2 separate regions of the Homo sapiens genome follow, and region 2 is linked to region 1. Evidence: chromatin loops called from intact Hi-C (ENCODE). Cell type or tissue: body of pancreas. All regions are shown on one strand. Each heading gives the region's core, and the rest is flanking DNA. Links, peaks and the distances in the headings are about the cores only.

What was found. Peaks named below come from ENCODE experiments on the same cell type or tissue, not always from the same donor. Only the 100,000 strongest peaks of a DNase experiment are listed, where the experiment ranks them.
Region 2: a loop joins it to region 1, with 2.4 times the contacts of the local background. A loop is called at or near these places in 91 of 110 quality-filtered maps.

The regions. Positions count from the first base shown.
Region 1 is chr1:9,629,956-9,640,211 of GRCh38, reverse strand. It overlaps a transcript of PIK3CD not described here. Among named protein-coding and RNA genes, the nearest start is that of PIK3CD, 17 kb to the left of the region's middle. RefSeq lists enhancers at 9,547-9,606, 9,637-9,686 and a silencer at 10,187-10,256. In body of pancreas, for the core only: no CTCF peak of the experiment used is centred there; no DNase peak of the experiment used is centred there.
Region 2 is chr1:9,861,962-9,872,217 of GRCh38, reverse strand. It overlaps CTNNBIP1 (catenin beta interacting protein 1), which reads left to right. Exons shown (of 6, transcript NM_020248.3): 4 at 130-249; 5 at 941-1,031. The coding sequence starts at 154. Among named protein-coding and RNA genes, the nearest start is that of CTNNBIP1-AS1, 19 kb to the right of the region's middle. RefSeq lists an enhancer at 1-864. In body of pancreas, for the core only: a CTCF peak has its summit at 4,561 (motif pointing right); a DNase peak (open chromatin) is centred at 4,567.

The DNA.
Region 1 (10,256 bases), core at 2,609-7,608:
AACGGACAGATGAAACTGGAGCATCTTAAAGTTCCAGAAAGAAAAGAAGTGCTTCCAAACAAAACACCACAATGATGGGTGCATATCTCGGGGGTCACAGCGATGAACTGAAAAAGCTTCCAGTGGCCAAAGCTAGAACAACTTGAGCAATGAAAGAAAGAAAGAAAGGAGGTCGGGCACGGTGGCTCCCACCTGTAATCCTAGCACTTTGGGAGGATGAGGCAGGAGGATTGTCTACACTGAGGAGTTCAAGACTAGCCTAGGAAACATAGTGAGCCCTCGTCTCCACTAAAAATAAAAACAAATTCAAAAAAATTAGCCAAGCATACTGGTGGGTGCCTGTAATCCCAGCTACTCGGGAGGCTGAGGCACAAGAATCGCTTGAACCCGGGAGGCAGAGGTTGCAGTGAGCCACGATCGCGCCACTGCACTCCAGCCTGGATGACAGAGCGAGCCTCTGTCTCAAAGAAACAACAAACAAACAAACAAAAACCCTGAAGATAACGGTTGAGGTTGAGGGGCAGGCAGAGGCAGAGCCCCAGAAGAGGGAGGCGCAAAACTCCAGAAAGCGAGGCCTTATTCTCCCAGCCCTGCCCTGGAAATTCTGTCCTTGGGGCCGGGGTGGGGGGCTCAGCCTCCCCTTCTGGGGGCCCTGAAATGCAGCCCTGCCCCCAACCCTTCAGTCTGTTTCTTCTGTAAAAATGAGGTTAGTTACTCCAACTTCAGAGAAGTTGTGAGGCTAAAAATAGACGTTTTAGCAAAAGTGGTTTAGAGACGAGTAAAAGCTTTGCAAATAGGTTACCCTCTCGGGGGTGCTCAGCAGGATGGAGCTGGGCCCTGCCCCATCCACCACTACCTAGGGTGCTCCTGCTCCAAAAGCCTCTATCTCTCTAGATAAATACCCACTCTCGGTAGTTAGCCCTCTATCTTGAAAAGCACCTAGTGTGAGGAGTAACCCCACGTGAATCCCCAAAATCCTCTATGAGAAGGAATAGAGATGGTTACTTTTTCCCAGGACAGAAAGACAAGGATGAAAAAGTGTACATGCAGGAGAGGGAGAAGGTTTAGGATTAGAAGAAACCATTTCCCACATGTAGTGAGTTGAATGGTGGCCTCTAAAAAGATACGTCCAAATCCTAATCCCAGGCCGGAGGCGATGGCTCACGCGTGTAATCCCGACATTTTGGGAGGACAAGGTGGGCAGATGGCTTGAGCCCAGGAGTTTGAGACCAGCCTGGGCAACATGGCAAAATCCCATCTCCACAAAAACTAGCAGGGCATGGTGGTGGGCACCTGTAGTCCCAGCTCCTCCTGAGGCTGAGGCGGGAGGATCACTTGAGCCCAGAAAGCAGAGGGTGCAGTGAGCCGAGATCACACCAAGGCACTCCAGCCTGGGCGACAGAGCAAGACTCTGTCTCAAAAAAAAAAAAAAAATCTTGCAAAAGGGTCAGATGATTGAAGTTTTTTTTTTTTTTTTTTTGAGAAGGAGTCTCGCTCTGTCACCCAGGCTGGAGTGCAGTGGTGCAATCTCGGCTCACTGCAAGCTCCGCCTCCCGGGTTCTGGCCATTCTCCTGCCTCAGCCTCCCAAGTAGCTGGGACTACAGGCGCCCGCCACCACACCCCGCTAACTTTTTGTATTTTTAGTAGAGACGGGGTTTCACCGTGTTAGCCAGGATGGTCTCAATCTCCTGACCTCGTGATCCGCCCGCCTCGGCCTCCCAAAGTGCTGGGATTACAGGTGTGAGCCACCGCTCCCGGCCTAGATGATTGAAGTTTTTATAGCATCGGAAGCGGGTTTGGAGGTTCTGCAGGGAGGGGTGACAAGCTATGGGGAGGTGAGGGAGGCATGAGTGCACAGGGAGTGAAAAGCTGCAGATAACGGCTCTCAGGTAATTTTGGAACTGCCCTCAGCAGAACAGGTGATGGTCTGTGGCAATCTATCTGGGCGGTTGCCTGTGAGTCTCTTTTCCTCTGATAGGATCTTTCCTAGACCCATCTTTAGGTTGATAAGGAGCCTTAGAGAAAGCCTCTGCTTGCATCCACTGCTTACTCACGTAGAGCTCCTTTATTTTTTCATTTATTTATTTATTTATTTATTTATTTTGAGACAGAGTCTCGCTCTGTTGCCCAGGCTGGAGTACAATGGCGCAGTCTCAACTCACTGCAACCTCTACCTCCCGGGTTCAAGCAATTCTCCTGCCTCTGCCTCCCGAGTAGCTGGGACTACAGGCGCCTGCCACCATGGCTGGCTAATTATTTTTGTATTTTTAGTAGAGACAGGGTTTCACCATGTTGGCCAGGCTGGTCTCGAAGTCCTGACCTCAAGTGATCCGCCTGCCTTGGCCTCCCAAAGTGCTGGGAGCCATGGCGCCCAGCCTAGAACTTCTTTACAGGTGTATGGTTTTTACAGAAGAACAACTTTTCAGAGGTATTCCCGTGTCTGCAGCTTATCTAAAGAGCCATCTCAAAATATGCAAAGAAATATATTTTGGGGTGGTAGATTTTAGTCTCCCACAGAGTGATGTGGCCACAAGCCAAGGAGTGCCTGGAGCCACCAGAAGGTGGAAGAGGCTAGGAAGGATCCTTCCCTACAGCCTCCAGAGAGAGTGTGGCCCTGTCTCCACCGAGACTTCAGACTTCTGACCACCTGAACTGGAAGAGAATAAACTGGCTGTTGTGTATTTACTTATCTATTAAGATAGGGTCTTGCTCTGTCACCCAGGCTGGAGTGTAGTGGTGTGATCATGGCTCAGTGCAGCCTCGATCTCCCGGGCTCAAGTGATCCTGTGGAGTAGCTGGGACTGTAGGTGCACACCACCATGCCTAGCTAATTTTTGTAATGTTGTAGAGATGGAGTTTCACTATGTTGCCTGGGCTGGTCTCAAACTCCTGGGCTCAAGCAATCCTCCCACCTCAGCCTCCCATAGCACTGGGATCACAGGTGTGGACCATCATACCTGGCCTCTTCTATGGATTATTATGCAGCCAATAAAATGAGAAGTATAAAGATGTGGCCTCAGGGCCAGTAGCTCATACCTGTAATCCCAGCACTTTGGGAGGCCAAGACAGGCAGATCATGAGGTCAGGAGATCGAGACCATCCTGGCTAACACAGTGAAACCCCATCTCTACTAAAAATACAAAAAATTAGCCGGGCGTGGTGGCGGGCGCCTGTAGTCCCAGCTACTCAGGAGGCTGAGGCAGGAGAATGGTGTGAACCTGGGAGGTGGAGCTTGCAGTGAGCCGAGATCGGGCCACTGCATTCCAGCCTGGGTGACAGAGAGAGACTCCGTCTCAAAAAAAAAAAGAAAGAAAAGAAAAGAAAAAAAAGAAACCATGCCATAGGTAACTTGCCAAGATCACCAACTTGATAGGTGGAGGTTCATGAACTCTATCCACCTAAGCCCTAAGCTGTGCGCTTCGCCCTCCTTGGTGGCCTTTCTACAACCCTGAAGCCGGGTAGGAGGAGGGGCATAGGGCTTATTGGACAAGCGATAACATTAAGTTGGCCCATGAACCAAAAATGGGAGGAAGAAAATGTGTCACATTACCACCTGGAGGGCCAGCCGCTGCCTTCTCCCTATGGCTGGAACCGTCCAGAGAAAGGCATGGTACATCCACTCAATGGAAGAGCAAGCAGCCACTGAAAATGACAATTCTGAAGACCCACAGCATCATGGGAACTGATGGTGTCTTCCGCTGAAAAAACGCAATGCAAAGCCTGGTGAGGTGGCTCATGCCTGTAATCCCAGCACTTTGGGAGGCCAAGGTGGGTGGATCATTTGAGGCCAGGAGTTCAAGACCAGCCTGGCCAACATGGTGAAACCCTGTCTCTACTAAAAATACAAAAATTATCCAGGTATGGTAGTGGGCACCTGTAATCCCAGCTACTGGGGAGGCTGAGGCATGAGAATTGCTTAAACCCAGGAGGTGGAGGCTGAAGTGAGCCAAGATTGCACTGCTGCACTCCAGCCTGGGCAACAGAGTGAGACCATGTCCCCCCCCAAAAAAATGCAGAATTGTTTGTACCTGGGTCACAACTGTGTGTGACATACACACATGGGCACAGTGGGAGGGGACTTAGAACAATGGAAGCTGAGAGAGAGGTGGGGCTTCAAATGTTTTATCTCCATTTTTGTCTGTCTGCTCACATTTTGCTAACAGTGTAATAAAAATACATAAATGTAAGATTAAAAAGCTGGGTATTTATTTATTTACTTCCTTTCCCAAGTCAGAGCGAATCCCTCTTGCTGCTCATACCAGGACCTTGGATGGGCAAGTGTTTCATCTGTCTGGGCTCCAGGCCCTATTTGTGGCAGCCAGATGCTCACATGTCTGCCTGCTCCATCAGTAACAGGGGCAGCCCCGTACAGGGATGGGAACCCATCAGAAGGACTCCTTTAGGAATGCACTTGGCATGGGAGAAGTCTGTCAGTGGACAGCAGAGCCTCAACCAGTTGCAGCTGTAATCCAGGCAATTGCAAGATGGCAAGAGCACAGTGCTATGGCAATGGATGCCCAGCTCCGGCTCTAGGAGATCCCCCACGCATCCACATGGCTACACCAGCAGTCTCCAGTCAGGTGTGACTGCCCAGCATGCCCTTGACCCTATCCAAGTTGATAAGACCAGGGGTATCACCTGACCCAAGGCGAGCCAATCAGTGATTTCCCTGGGAATATGGAATTGGAATCAAGGGAATAGAGTTAGTGTTCTTTAGACACCTGGAGCGTGGGTGGTCTAACATGGAGCCAGCGAGCTGCAGGGCCTCTTTTGCCCTCAAAAGGACTAAAGAAATCAGAGGAGCGGATATGCAGAGGAAGAGAGAGTGGGGGAGAATCATGCAGCAGATGCACAGAGAGGAAGAGAGGGACACAGATGAGAAAGAAAATTCTCATCTTTTCAGCTCCTGGTTCCTGTAGCTTTTTTTTTTTTTTTCAGGATGGAGTCTTGCTATGTTGCCCAGGCTGGAGTACAGTGGTGAGATCTTGGCTTACTGCAACCTCCACCTTCCAGGTTCAAGCGATTCTCCTGCCTCAGTCTCCTGAGTAACTGGGATTACAGGAGTGCACCACCACGCCTGGCTAAGAGAGGGGGTTTCACTATGCTGGCCAGGCTGGTCTCATACTCCTGACCTCAGGTGACCCACCCGTCTTGGCCTCCCAAAGTGTTGGGATTACAGGCGTGAGCCACCTCGTCTGGTGTAAATTTCCCTCTTCCTATAAGGACACCCAAGTTCAATGTGACCTCATCTCAACTAACTACATCTGCAAAGACCTTATTTCCAATTAAGATCACATTCTGAGTTTCTGGGTAAGCACAAATTTTGGGGAGACAATAGTCAGCTCAGTATAAACTCTCTTGAGTTGGATATTGTTATTCAAAACAAAAAAATCCCAAATAATACACATATTGGTGTCAGAAGTGGGGTGTTAAGTTTCAAGTTACTTTCAAAGAAAGTATGAAACTAGCTGACTCGAGGCAGAGTGAGGGGCAATGAGGTTTTCCTATTTTTGGATGGGACACTGGCAGTTCTTGTTTTGTGTTAACAGATGAGTTAAACTATTTTCAGTGACCTCATGGGACTCAAAGGCTGAAGTGTTAAGAAACTTGGAGGCTGGACGCAGTGGCTCATGCCTGTAATCCCAGCACTTTGGGAGGCCAAGGCGGGCAGATCACTTGAACTCAGGAGTTTGAGACCAGCCTGGGCAACATGGCGAGGCCCCATCTCTACAAAAAATACAAAAATTAGGGCCAGGCATGGAAGCTCACGCCTGTAATCCCAGCACTTTGGGAGGGCGAGGCTGGTGGATCACATGAGGTAAGGAGTTCAAGACCAGCCTAGCCAACATGGTGAAACCCCGTGTCTACTAAAAATACAAAAATTAGCCAGGCCTGCTGATGCACGCCTGTAATCCCAGCTACTCAGGAGGCTGAGGCAGAATCTGAGGAGAATCGCTTGAACCTGGAAGGCGGAGGTTGTAGTGAGCTGAGATCATGTCACTGCACTCCAGTCTGAGTGACAGAGTGAGACTTTGTCTCAAAAAAAAAAAAAAAAAAAAAACAACCCAAAAATTAACCAGGTGTGGTGGCACACACCTGTGGTCCCAGTTACTCAGGAAACTGAGGAGGGAGGATTACCTGAGCCCTGGAGTAGAAGTTGCAGTGAGCCGAGATCACGCCACTGCACTCTAGCCTGGGCAACAGAGCAAGGCCCTGTCTAAAAAAAAGAAAAAAAGGAAAAGTCTGTGAGCCTAGTAACTGGAATGGGAATATCTGGAAAGAGCCACAGGAGCACACAACCCTTAACCTCCTGGGATTACAGGTCTCTGGTCCCTCTTAAGAACTTCCTCTTCCCAGACAAACATGATGGTATCTCCTATTGTCCAGTGGTAGAAGGGCAGGCAGAGGTAGCATTCCAAGAGAAATTAGAGAAAAAAAACCTTCTTTCTATCCCAAGCCAGACGATGATTTCCTCTTTTCACTCTTAGGCTGAAAGAAGAAATTAGCCCTCACATTTGCTGCTAAGAAACCCAAACCTCGGGGACATGACCTATGACCTAGTCTAAGGCTGAATGTTCAACCGCATAAGATTTCATGACATTAGCTGGGCCCGATGGCTCACGCCTGTAATCCCAGTACTTTGGGAGGCTGAGGCAGGTGGATGGCCTGAGGTCAGGAGTTTGAGACCAGCCTGGCCAAAATAGTGAAACCCCGTCTCTACTAAAAATACAAAAAATTAGCTGGGCGTGGTGGTGAGCACCTGTAATCCCAGCTACTAGGGAGGCTGAGGCAGGAGAATCACTTGAACCCAGGAAGCAGAGCTTGCAGTGAGCCGAGACTGCGCCATCGCACTCCAGCCTGGGCGACAAGAGCGACATTGATTATTGGTAAATGGCATGATCCCAAATAAAAGTTACAGGCAACCAACTAGCGTTTTACGAGAGTTGAAAACCAGGAAACCACGCCTGACAAATTGGGGTTTGTGATCTCTCATCCCCACCTGGAGAATTCCTAAGCCAAAGTACCAGCACCAACAAGAATCAGGTTGCTGATCAGGCACGGTGGCTCACGCCTGTAATCCCAGCACTATGGGAGGCCGAGGCGGGCGGATCACGAGGTCAGGAGATGGAGACCATCCTGGCTAACATGGTGAAACCTCGTCTCTACTAAAAATACAAAAAATTAGCCGGGTGTGGTTGCAGGCACCTGTAGTCTCAGCTACTCAGGTGGCTGAGGCAGGAGAATGGCCTGAACCCTGGAGACGGAGCTTGCAGTGAGCCGAGATGGCACCACTGCACTCCAGCCTGGGCAACAGAGCGAGACTCTGTCTCAAAAAAAAAAAAAAAAAAGAATCAGGTTGCTAAGGTAATTATATCACCTCCTAGAAGCCGCCTTCCCAAGAAACTCTCAAGGGTGGGTCTGAGAGGCTCTAGACTAGAAGGGATCTAGAGATTCCTTCTCAATGGGCAGAACTTGGGGTAGTCACATTTGTCAACAAAGGGGCCAAGGAAGGTAGCCACAGAGCAAACCCCAAGTGATACCTTGTTCCTAATGTTCAATTGACCCAACCCACCTGGAATGCTGCAGCGCGTGCTTTGTATATTGCATCCACATTTTTGCTCTATAGATCAAGTATGGTAGGAGAGGTTAAATTGATCTGTTCCTCTGTTGAGAGGATCCTGGAGAGCCACCAGGGAAGAGATTCAGCAGAAACAGAGGGCAGCTGGGCATGACGGCACATGGCCGCAGTCCCAGTTACTTGGGAGGCTGAGGTGGGAGGATCGCTTGAGCCCAGGAGTTTGAGGCTGTAGTGCATTATCCTTGCACCTGTGAATAGCCACTGCACTCCAACCTGGCAACATAGTTGAGACCCTCTGTCTTTAAAAAAAAGAAAGAAGAAGCCAGGTGCGGTGGCTCACGCCTGCAATCCCAGCACTTTAGGAGGCAGAGGCAGGTAGATCACCTGAGGTCGGGAGTTTGAGACCAGCCTGACCAACATGGAGAAACCCCATCTCTACTAAAAATACAAAATTAGCTGGGCGTGGTGGCGCATGCCTGTAATCCTAGCTACTCAGGAGGCCGAGGCAGGAGAATTGCTTGAACCCAGGAGGCGGAGGTTGCAGTGAGCTGAGATCGCACCATTGCACTCTAGCCTGGGCAACAAGAGCAAAATTCCATCTCAAAAAAACAAAAATAAAAAAAAGAAAGATAGAAGAAGGAAGGAAGGGAGGGAGGGAGGGAGGGAAGAAGGATGGATATCAGATGAAGATGGCAGCTCTGAGAATAGAGCCCTGGATGCAACAGTTTAACATGGTGAGATGGCTTGGATCACCTCATTTGACGGGGGAGAGGTATTTGAGATTGACTTTGAGGTGTGGCAGGACGAGGTAAAGCAAGGACAACTGGAATGAGGATATCTGGGAAAAGCCAAAGGAGCTGGGCAAGGGCCTCTGTGCTGGGCAGGACCAGAATGGAATGAACTAGAATGGACACCACTGGCCTTTAGGCCATTAGGCCGACCTGCCCCCCTCCCTTTTTTTTCTGAGTTGGAGTCTTGCTCTGTCACCCAGGCTGTCACCCAGGCTGGAGTGCAGTGGCGCCATCTCAGCTCACTGCAACCACCGCATCCAGGGTTCAAACGATTCTCCTGCCTCAGCCTCCTGAGTAGCTGGGATTACAGGCATCTGCCACCATGCCCAGATAATTTTTTGTATTTTTAGTAGAGACGGGGTTTCACCATGTTGTCCAGGCTGGTCTTGAACTCCTGGCCTCAAGTGATCTGCCTGCCTTGGCCTCCCAAAATGCTGGGATTACTGGCATGAGCCACTGCACCCGGCCAGTCTGACCCCCTTTTGGTAATCCTTTGTCATGTACCCATGAGGACAGATGCTTAGCGTTCACACTTGACCACTAGCCAGCTGAACGGACTGGAAGGGAGGCCTGGATCCAACACAGGCTAATCAAGTCCTTCCCAGGGAGGTGGGCTTGGGACCACACATAGTTCTCTTTGGGTGAAGGGATCCAGGATGTAGCAGCTTGACAGGTGTGATGCAGACGGGCAGATGGGGGCAGACAGGTGAGTGGCACTGAGAAGTGTCCCTGGGCTGTCTGCAACTCTGGGTCTGATAAGAGCACCCTGCATCTCTGCTGTAAAGTCAGTCCCCTTTCCTGCTTGAGCGAAAGGGAGCTGGTTTCTGAGCTTAGGCTGGGGCATGAACTCTGTCCCGGTGTGCAGGGTGAGGCTATAGCTTGAGAACAAATGGATGACCAATCATCTGAATGGAGCCAACCCAGCCAGCCTCCCAGGGTCACCTCCCATCACTTCCCCCTCTCTGCCCTCCCTGCTGGGCCAGGAGCCGGGACTTGTAGCTCCAGAACATCCCAGGCTTGCTGTCTGACTCTGGACGTTTGCACATGCTGTTCCCTTTACCTGGAGTGCCCTTCCCCACACTTCCTTCTGCCCTCTTCTGCACACACACACACACACACACACACACACACACTCACTTTCTTTGCTAACTACTCAGTAGAATTCGGGCCCAGCACAGATGTTACCTGCCTTGGCCCCCTTGCCCGAAGGGGCCCTTCATCATACTCCTGGCTATATCATCCCCTCCCAGCTCTTGGTCTACTCAACCATGATTGCCTATTCGCTCAGCTGCTCCTGGGAGCAGGGACTCTACATGGATCTGGACAGGCTCCTGGGCTGCTCCCCTGTGTCTGGCACCCAGAGGGCATCACCAGTGAGTCTGTAGAAATGCTGAATGAAGGAATACATGAGTGATGTGGTCATGAAGGGACAAGGTGATGCTTTGCCCAGGGGCCAGGGGGCTGTAGCCGAGGAAGAGAAAGGACAAGTGTCCACATCCTAGCCAGTGCAGGAACAGCCCCTTCACACCCTTCAAGGAGGGGCCTGACACCGAGTGACCCTGCAGTCCATGATCCAAGGCCTGACGGCCTCCGGGGGGTAGGGAGGCTAGACTCACCTGTCAGAGTGGTCCCTCTGCCCCTGGTATCACCAGACAGACGTGGGTCCAGCCTGGATCAGTCCAATCCCGGAGGCATTCTCAAGCCTAGGGAAAAATGCTGTTTTCAGAGTGAGGACCGCACTGAGGACTCCTCTGCTCCCCCCGTGGGCCAGCCCCCAGTCTCCCTAGCATCCTCAGCTACTCTGAGCTGGAGAGTGCAGAGTGCAAAGCACACTCCTCTCCCAACCTCGTGGTGTCCTGGGCGCCTCTGACCCCCGGGCTTCCTT
Region 2 (10,256 bases), core at 2,483-7,482, 230 kb before region 1:
ATGCTCCCAGAAGGGAGACTGTGGGTGGAAAGCGGCTCCTGGGAGGAGTGAGGGTCACTAGCAGGTGTCATTGTCCCAGTATGTCACATCCTGATCTCTTCCCTTTTGATGCTGTTGCTTGCTCTGCAGGAGTCCCCAGAGCCAGGCAGGGGGATGAACCGCGAGGGAGCTCCCGGGAAGAGTCCGGAGGAGATGTACATTCAGCAGAAGGTCCGAGTGCTGCTCATGCTGCGGAAGATGGGATCAAACGTGAGTGCCTGTGGGGTGTCAGGCAGCGGGCCCCCAGGGAGGGTCTCCCAGGGAGGGGCCCTGCTGGGCTATTGGAGGGTGGAGCCACTGCGGCTGCCTCCTGCGGAGCCACGGGCTGAGGAGGGGCCGCTGGGCCTGTGGCTTGGCTCTAGGGCTGCTTCTGGCCCCCTAGGCACAGAGCCCAGCACGTCAAGTTCTGGGGACACCCGACACTGCCGGATTGGGGCCAGGCGGGTGAGGGTCTCAAGGCCCTGACCTTCCTTTTCTCCCCCTCACAAGCCCGAAAGTCTTCTCTCCCAGGGGGCAGCTCAGGGACAACTTGTCAGGACAGGAGCTGAGGGGGCAGCAGGCATGCATGTGCAGGGGTATTTCTCAAAAAGAGTGGAGGGACATGGAATCGCCCCTCAGCCTTCCGGGCAGGACTTGTGTCTTCCACTGGCCCTATACTAGAACAGACCTTAATCTCAGATTCAGTCTGAGTGGCAAAGGCTTTGGACCCCTGGACCAAGTTTAAGGAGGGTGGGAGTGGGGTGGGCTGGCCCTGAAAGCAAAGGGGTCAAATCTCAGAAACAGAAGCCCGAGCAGGGACCAAGCAGGGACCAAGCAGGCCTAGGCGGTGCCTCTAGGGGTGCAGGTGCCTTTCAGGGAACAGGTGCATGCTGCCCCTCACCACAGCTCTCTCACCCTGCAGCTGACAGCCAGCGAGGAGGAGTTCCTGCGCACCTATGCAGGGGTGGTCAACAGCCAGCTCAGCCAGCTGCCTCCGCACTCCATCGACCAGGGTGAGTTGGCGGCAGAGGGGCTGGGGCAGTGGCACAAGTCCCAGGGGCACCGACTTGTGGTTCCCTTAGAAAGCGTAGCTCCAGCCCTCTTTGATGGGTGATCCATGAGACCCAGGGCTGACTAGGAGGGGCTACAGCTCTCTCCACCCACAGAGCTGAGCCAGGAAACCTTCGGAGCCTCCCACCTGATCCCATCTCCTTCCTCAGGTGGGAGCCAAAGACTCTACAAGACAAATGGCAGGATCCCTTTCTAAGGCCTGGAAGAGGCAGGAAATGGAGATGTCTGGGGGCGCTCATAACTGCAGAGACTGATTATTGCATTTCTTTAACCTTTGGCCTGACCCCTACCCACCCAGCACCCTGTCCAGGAGAGAGAAACTGCCCTTGTGTGCTAGAACAATGCTGTCACTGTTGTCCTGAGCACAGACCACATTGTGGCTGGTGTGGTCCTGGCTGTGGCCAGGAGGAATGCCCCAAAGGCCTGATGTCTCCGTGCGCCTGAGGGAGTTCTGTCTTTTTGGGGTGACCTCAACAAGTCAGCATGGTAACAGGCAGGATGTGAGTGTTTGTTGTGTAGCAGGCACCGTTGTTTCATTCTATTGTAGGTAGCTACTATTTGTATTATTAATACTTCCACTTAACAGGCAAGGAAACTGGGATTTGGGAACAGTAAGCCACTTGGTCATGCAGCCAGGTGGTTACTGGGGAGTCCCGGGATGTACACCTGTGGCTGAGGAGCGCTTCACTGTCTGCCATCTTGCCCATAACCCACATGGCTACTGGACAGCTCCATGTCCCTTGGCTGCTCAGCAAGGTTCTCCTTCTCTAGAAGGCTTCTCATGACACAGAGGCCTAGTATTCTGACCAGCATCTCCATAGAGTCCTTTCCTTTTATTCTCTTTATGCTTTGTTGGAATGATTGGCCATGAAATATTACAACCTGTGGCATGTCCAGACGCGAGCGGGCCCCCGAAAGCAGAGTGCTGACGGCTGCGTTTGCTGTGCTTTGAGGCTGGCATGCGGGGCCTGACCTAGATCACCAGCCAGCCCTTGTTCTCCTGGATGTCTTAGGGCTCTGTCCTGGCACAGGGGCCTGTTCCCAAGCACCGATGCTGGGTGTGACCTGGCTTGTGCACCCAACTCAGCAGAAACCTTCCAGGCAGTGGCTCAGGCAGCTCCCTGGGACAGCAGCTCACCACGCACAACCTGCCTGGGTGTGTCTGCCCAGGTGTGCCTCCTGGATCATGCGGCAGCCTGTTCTATGTGGCGTCGGCTCCCGCCCCATCCTGGGATCTCTTGGGTGAGGTCTCTTCTCTTCCAGGGCTAATCTGGGTTTCTAGCATGGCACCCTCTACCATGGCTTCTGACTCATGTCAACCTGAAACCTTCAGGCTTCTGAGTCCCTGGAGACTCACCTTCCTTCCCACTTAGTCTTGGTCACTGAGTTAACCTGAATTTGAGCTCGGATGGTAAGAAAGCCTCCAGTTGAATACTCTTGGGAAAAAATCAAAATAGGAGACATCAAAATGTAGGACCATATGTCAGTATAAAAAGCAGCAACAGGCCGGGTACGGTGGCTCACAGCTGTAATCCCAGCATTTTGGGAGGCCAAGGCAGGTGGATCACCTGAGGTCAGGAGTTCTAGACCAGCCTGACCAACGTGGCGAAACCCCATCTCTACTAAAAATACAAAAGTTAGCTGGGCATGGTAGCATGCAGGTGTAATCCCAGCTACTTGGGAAGCCAAGATCTCACCGCTGCACTCCAGCCTGGGCAGCAGAGCAAGACTCCGTCTCAAAAAACAAAACAAAACAAAACAAAACCCCAGCAACAACACACATACACACAAGACACAAGCTGTATATGCACATAGAAAAAAAAGCTGGTGGCCAGGTGCAGTGGCTCACGCCTGTCATCCCAGCACTTTGAGAGGCCATGGCAAGAGGATTGCTTGAGCCCAGGAGCTCAAGACCAGCCTGGGCAACATAGGGAGACCCTCTCGCTACAAAAAATACAAAAACTAGCTGGCTGTGGTGGCACACGTCTGTAGTCCTAGCTACTAGGGAGGCTGAGGTGAGAGGATCGCTTGAGCCCAGGAGGTTGATGCTGCAGTGAGCCATGATCGCACCACTGCACCCCAGCCTGGGCAACAGAGGGAGACTCTGTCTCATAAATTTAAAAAATTTTTAAAAGACAAAGAAGCTGGTGGAATATATACCAGACTGTCAGAAATTTTGTTTTTGACAAGGGGTGCTGGGCGTGGTGGTTCATGCCTGTAATCCCAGCACTTTGGGAGGCCAAGGTGGGCAGATCACCTGAGGCCAGGAGTTCAAGACCAGCCTGGCCAACATGGCAACATCCTGTCTCTATTAAAAATACAAAAATTAGCTGAGCATGGTGGCAGGTGCCAGTAGTCCCAGCTACCCAGCTACTTGGGAGATTAAGGCAGGAGAACCGCTTGAATCTGGGAGGCGGAGCTTGCGATGAGCCAAGATCACACCACTTTACTCCAGCCTGGGCAACAGAGCTAGACTCTGTCTCAAAAAATAATAATAATAATAATTGTTAGGGGATAGGACTATATAAGAAACTTTAACTTTCCAAGTCACACATTTTTGTAAAACTAATATTTTAACATTGTACATTTGTTTCTTTGTCATAAGGGAAAGTTAAAAAAAATATTTTTAGGAGAACTCTTGCCTAGCCGAACCCACAGTTAAGAATAAAAATGAGCTCTGCCAAGTTGTTGAGGAAGGTCAGTGACCCCACTTAGCTGTTGACCTTGCCCTGAAACTGCTGAGCAGTAGGAGCAAGCTGGCAGCTGTGACCAACTGTGTGGGCCGTGGAGTCCAGGCCCTTCTGGGTGGGTGGTGTCTGTCCACAGCTACTTCTTTCTCCGGGGAGGGGTCTTCTGGAGCTGAAGCTGGAGCCAGGGAAGACCCCAGGGAATCGTTGCGGAATAGGTGGTGGGAGTCACTCCCTGCTGCTGGGGCGCCCTGTGGACTGCCCCTACCTCCATAAAGATACCTCTAACCTGGCTGCCGGGGCCTGAGCCACACAGACCTGAGCTGCAGGAGGTTCTGAGAATTCTGTGGACTGGGAGTGGAGAGGGGAGGGGTCAGCCATGTCTGGAAGAGTTTCATAAGCATATTTATTTTCTTTGCGAGCCTAACGACACCACAAACAAACACAACAACAATAACAGCAGAACTGCAATCAGCCCAGTCCCATACTGGGCTTACCCATGTGAGGGCAGGACCCTGCATCTGCCTGTGCCATGTGGGCAAATGGATCTCTGTTAAAATCTCACCTGCCCACCTTCTCCATCGCAGAGCCAATCTCAGCTGATGCTGCAGGATCCTGCTGTCAGAGGCTCAGACACTGCTTAGGTGGAAGAAGCCCTGGATTGTTGTCTCCAGGGACTGGGGCAGGATGCGGGGGCCAGAGCAGGGTGCAGAGACTGCCATAATGAACCCCAAAGGCCTGGAGCCTGTGGGTAATGGCCTGGCGTGCACCTCCTGCCCACTAGGTGGCGCTGTCTCTCAGCAAATGCTCCAGGCTGCTTTAGGTGTTCCCTGAGCCAGAGGAGGCTCCATCTACCCCGGGACTCCTCTAGCAGGGGGTCTGAGGCAGACCCTCCAACGGACAGCACCCGACCTTGGTCCTGAGGGTCTGGCCGCCACCTTTAGCCCTGCACATGCTTCCCCTCCAGGGCTGGATGGGTCTGGTACCTGGGGCACTGCTCCCTTACTTGAGGCCCAGGGAGGGGGCCGTGGGCACCCCTTTACCCCCTACCCTTCGATTCCTTCCTCGGTCACATTTGTTGAGTATCTATGGGGAGCCAGGCAGGTGCTGGAGACCCTGGGGTGGGGGCCTCCCCTTACGGGCTCACCAGGTGGTTCCAGCAGAGGCCCCAGTGGCCCCCCAGTTCCCAGCCTGCCTGGCCTCTGCTGGGCTGAGACCACCAATGACAGCCTCCTTTCCCTCCCTTGTCCTTCACGTCACCCCTCACTGGCTGTTTCCCACTCCCTTCCCTCAATCAGGGCTGTCATCCTCCAGGGTTGCCCCCTCTCTTCTCCCTGTTCCACACGCAGTGCTGTGATCTCAACAGAGAACATAGCCAGCTGACTGTTGGCCAGCATCACCACAGCCACCCATGCCCAGCTGACATGGATTTTCCACCTGTGCTCTGCCCTGACCAATGCCCAGCAAGTACACGGCGCCCGAGGACTCAGCCTCGACTCCTCTCTTCCTCAGGAACCTAATGGGTTACTGAGTCCATCCTAAGGCTCCCCAGACCTGCTTCATTCTCTCCCTCTCATTTCCAGCCCCCTCTTGGACTGAGCCCATATTCACTCTTGTCTCACAGCTTCAGATCACTCCTATCTGGCATCTCGACTTCCCATCTTGCCCCCTCAGGTCTGCTCTCTACCCCCACAGCTGGAGAGACTTTTGGAGGCTTAGAGTGACATTAGTGGGTCTCTACTCGACTTTTTTTTTTTTTTTTGAGAAGGAGTTTTGTTCTGTCACCCAGGCTGGAGTGCAGTGGCGTGATCTCGGCTCACTGCAGCCCCCACCTTCCCAGTTCAAGCAATTCTCCTGCCTCAGCCTCCCGAGTAGCTGGGGTTACAGGCTCCCGCCACCACACCCAGCTGATTAGAGACGGGGTTTCACCATGTTGCCCGGGCTGGTCTCAAACTCCTGACTTCAGGTGATCCATACACCTTGGCCTCCCAAAGTGCTGGGATTACAGGCGGGAGCCACCATGCCCAGCCTCCACCCAACTTAAAATCATTCAGTGGCTCCCCACTGCCTTGAGGATAAAATCCAGCCCCTTTAGCTTGGTGAGCAAGACCTGACCTCACACTGTAAAGGGCCATAGTGAATGGCCATGTTCATGCCTTTCTGCCACTGCATTTGCCTCTTGGCCGCCAGGAACCAGCCTTCACCCCCACCTTACTCCCCTGCCCCCTGCAACCTGGGCCAGGCCCTCCTGTCACATGTGCATGTACCTCAGCTGTGCTACACCCACACTGTCTCCTAATCCATCTATTGACCGGGCTCTGAGCTCCTTGAGCTTGGAACTGTGGCTTCCATCTTATTGTTTGTCATGTTTGGACAAATAAATGAACTGGGTTCTAGTCCCCAAGGGTGTCTAAGCAGACCTGGAAACCAGAGAGACTTGGCTTTGAACCAGAGGAAGTCAGTACTTCTCAGGAAGGTCGCCCTGCTGGGAAGGGGCAGCTGCAGGAATGGGGAGGTCCAGAGCTTCCTGAAGCAGGCCTGTGGAGTGCTGAGTCCAGGCTTCTCTCATGGTCAGTGTGGCTCCCTCTAATGCGTAGTGATTTTTTTCCCAGTTATAGAATTGTGCATAGTCATTTTAAAAAACTGGGGAAAGGGAGAAAGAGCAGAAAAGTTTGAAATATTGAATCCTACTGCATAGCTGTAATCACTCTTACCCTTTGTTAAGTTCCCTGTCATCCTTTCACAAACATGCATACATCTGTAGCACAAGGCTGGGACCATAAACATTTTAATACCTGTTTTTTTTTCTTGTTGTTTTTTTGTTTTGTTTTGTTTTTTGAGACAGAGTCTCGCTCTGTCACCCAGGCTGGAGTGCAATGGTGCGGTCTCGGCTCACTGCAAACTCCACCTCCCGGGTTCATGCCATTCTCCTGCCTCAGCTTCCTGAGTAGCTGGGACTACAGGCGCCCGCCACCACGCCTGGCTAATTTTTTATATATTTTTTTAGTAGAGACGGGGTTTCACCGTGTTAGCCAGGATGGTCTCAATCTCCTGACCTCGTGATCCACCTGCTTCGGCCCCCCAAAGTGCTGGGATTACAGGCGTGAGCCACCGCGCCCGGCCTTAATACCCATTTTTAACATCCATTTTTTACGCATGATAATTTCACTGTGTTCTTAAATAATTTCCAATAAAACTTTTTTTTTTTTTTTTGAGACAGAGTCTCACTCTGTTGCCCAGGCTGGAGTGCAGTGGTGCTATCTTGGCTCACTGCAACCTCCACCTCACAGGTTCAAGCAATTCTCTTGCCTTAGCCTCCCAGGTAGCTGGGATTACAGGTGCATGTCACCATGCCCAGCTAATTTTTGTATATTTAGTAGGGATGGGGTTTCACCATGTTGGCCAGATTTGTCTCAAACTCCTGACCTCACGTGATCTGCCCACCTTGGCCTCCCAAGGTGCTGGGATTATAGGCATGAGCCACTGCGCCCAGCCCAGCCACATGCTTTTTTAAGCAGGACAGTGTTTACTTGAGGAACAGGGATGACTTGGGCTGTTAGGTATTTCAGAAAGGGGCAGAACAAATGGGGAACACTTTCTGCTGCATTTTTACCCTGGGCCCTCCACCTATAGGTGCCTTCCAATGTGCTGGTTCTCTGAGAGCTCCGGGTCTCTTCTTGCCTCAGCACTGCACTGGGGTGGTGCCCAGCAAGTACAGTTCCAGGCCTCTGATGGTGCTTTGCAAAGGCCACCCATGGCCAGTCACCCGCAGAACTGTCATCCTCCCACAGTGCCTCAGAATAGGCCCTTGTCCGGCCAGGCACGGTGGCTCACACCTGTAATCTCAGCACTTTCGGAGGCCAAGGTGGGCGGATCACGAGGTCAGGAGATTGAGACCATCCTGGCTAACATGGTGAAACTCCGTCTCTACTAAAAATACAAAAAATTAGCCGGGCGTGGTGGCGGGCGCCTGTAGTCCTGGCTACTCAGGAGGCTGAGGCAGGAGAATGGCGTGAACCCGGGAGGCGGAGCTTGCAGTGAGCCGAGATCGCGCCACTGCACTCCAGCCTGGGCGACAGAGCGAGACTCGGCCTAAAAAAAGAAAAGGCCCTTGTCAAGGTGTTGCTGAGAGGGACCCCGCCTAGACCTAGACTTGGCTCATTTTGTCAAGGAAGCTCCTTGTTTTTTCTCTGCCTGGGGGCCTCCTGGGGCCATGCCCTGGTCTGCTGCCACCCTTCTTGTCTCTGGGAGCTGTGTGCTGGCACCGGGGCTCCCAGGCCTGTTCCTGCCTCCACCTGATCACACTCTTTCTCCAAGACACTTTCCAGGGAAGGTTCCCCCAGCTGCGGCCAGCCAGGCTTTCCCCTTTGGAAGCTGAGGCTGCTGGTTCAGGATCTGCTGCCAGAGAGCCTAAACTAGGTCAGTTGGCTTGAGGGTTACACTGGGAACCTTGTTAAAATATCTGTGGTCATGGGTAGATCAGCAGAAACCAGGCTGTAAGGAAACGGCCTCTCCTTTCGTAGCATGGCATGAGGGAGGCAGCTCTCTGCTCACCAACCCCCTTGACCCCCTCAGCGGCCCTGCCCTATTAGGGGTGGTGGCATGATCTCCATGTTACAGCTCAGTGTGGAAAGTTCTTCCTGGAATCCCCCATAACAGCCTTCCAGCCTCTGTTCTTTCACTTCCTTCATGAAGCCCTCGCTGACCCCTTCCAAGTCAGCATGTGCCCTGGAGCTCCATGCCAGTCTTACCACCTTATGTTGGCAGCCCCTCGGGACCAGGGTCTGTGCCGTGTTCACCATCACACATGAGTCCCCCATCCCGCCTCTGGTGCAGTGTAGGTGTCTGCTGGATGGATGCCTGGACTGCGCCTTCCAGGGCCAGGCTGCTGGAGCAGCTCCTCCTTGGGGGCAGCCGGCTGGGCCCCTCCTTTGCACTGGCCCGGTGCCACACGGATGATCTGCTGGGGTTTCTGGGTCCCCTCTCTCCCCGCATGTGGCTTGGAGGCTTCTCTCAGAGGCTCCAGGCGGTAACAGACTCTGCACTGAAATTATAGTCAGGCCCAGGGAGAATTCTAGTCTATGAGATGGGAAGCTAATCTTTGTTAACTTTAATCAACACTTATATGAGAATTACCTGTAACCTAATAACAAAATTAAACCAAAAATCACCTATATATTGAATTGAACAGAAATCAGCCAGGAGGATTTGGTGTATAAGTTGTGTCACTGAAAAAGGGGGAAAAACAATCCCAAGAAAAGCGAGGAATGTGCTGAAGTGCAGGGCCAGCTGCTTACTCAGCACCTGGCTGCGGCTCCAGGGAGGGTCGCTTTGACCCCAGCTGCTTACTCAGCACCTGGCTGCGGCTCCAGGGAGGGTCGCTTTGACCCCATCACCCCGCGTCATGGGTTCTGTTGTTTAGAACTGAGAACAGATGCCCGAATGGCCTCAGAGAAGTCCTTGTGGGACTCTACACTTCCCCCCTCAAGCCCTGGTAAGAGGCAGGCCCTGTCAGAGAGGGGCATTGAGGGCTGCTCCATCCAATGGCTGGACGGTTCCACTCACATCAGCCCACAGTTGCTGTGTGCTAGGCACGGTGCCACCCCTCAGCACTGCCCGTGAGCTCCTGGACCAGCAGAGCAGACTGGCGTGTGAACTAATGCGTAAAGAGCTTTGGGCTGAGGGAGGGGAGACCACCTAGGAAGCCACAGAGAAGAGGTGCTGTTTGCACGGGGCCTTGGAGAATGCATGCGGATGTGCGTGTAGAGAAACCGGTGGGAAGGATGCTACAGGATTCTCCTCCAGAATGCTGGGCAAGAAGGCATGACAGCTTGGGGTCGGGTGGAGGTCAGGGGACAGTCTGTAGCACTGAGCTCTCTGAGCATGCTCTACACATTTGCACACCTCAATCACTGAGGGTGCTTGTTAAAATGCAGACTCCTGGGCCCTGCCATAGCCCCAGAATGCCTGCCAGATGAGCCTGGGAATTTGCATTTTAAGCAAGCTCCCAAGGTGATTCAATTCTGATGCCCACTAAAATTTGAGAATATGCCAGGATGGGGCAGGCACGGTGGTGCATGCCTGTAATCCCAACACTTTGGGAGGCTGAGGCAGGAGATCACTTGAGTCCAGGAGTTTGAGAGCAGCCTGGGCAACATAGTGAGACCCCATCTCTATTGAAGGTGTGTATATAAAAGAAAAAGAAAAAAAGAGAGAGAATATGTCAGGGTTTTAGGTGAAGACCTGGTCTTCTCTGTCCCTTCTTGGCAATCAAAGCTCCCTGGTCTATGAGAGCTTATATTTTGGGGAACCAAGGAATTTGAATACAGGGAATGAACACCTTACCTGGGAAGACATATCACAAAGGTCATGTGTGTGTCACGCTCAGCAGGGATGGGAGGGTGGGAACAGGGCAAGATGGATTTGGGGGAGCACATCTGGGATTAGAACAGAGCAGGGATAACGGAGCCCCAAGGTGCG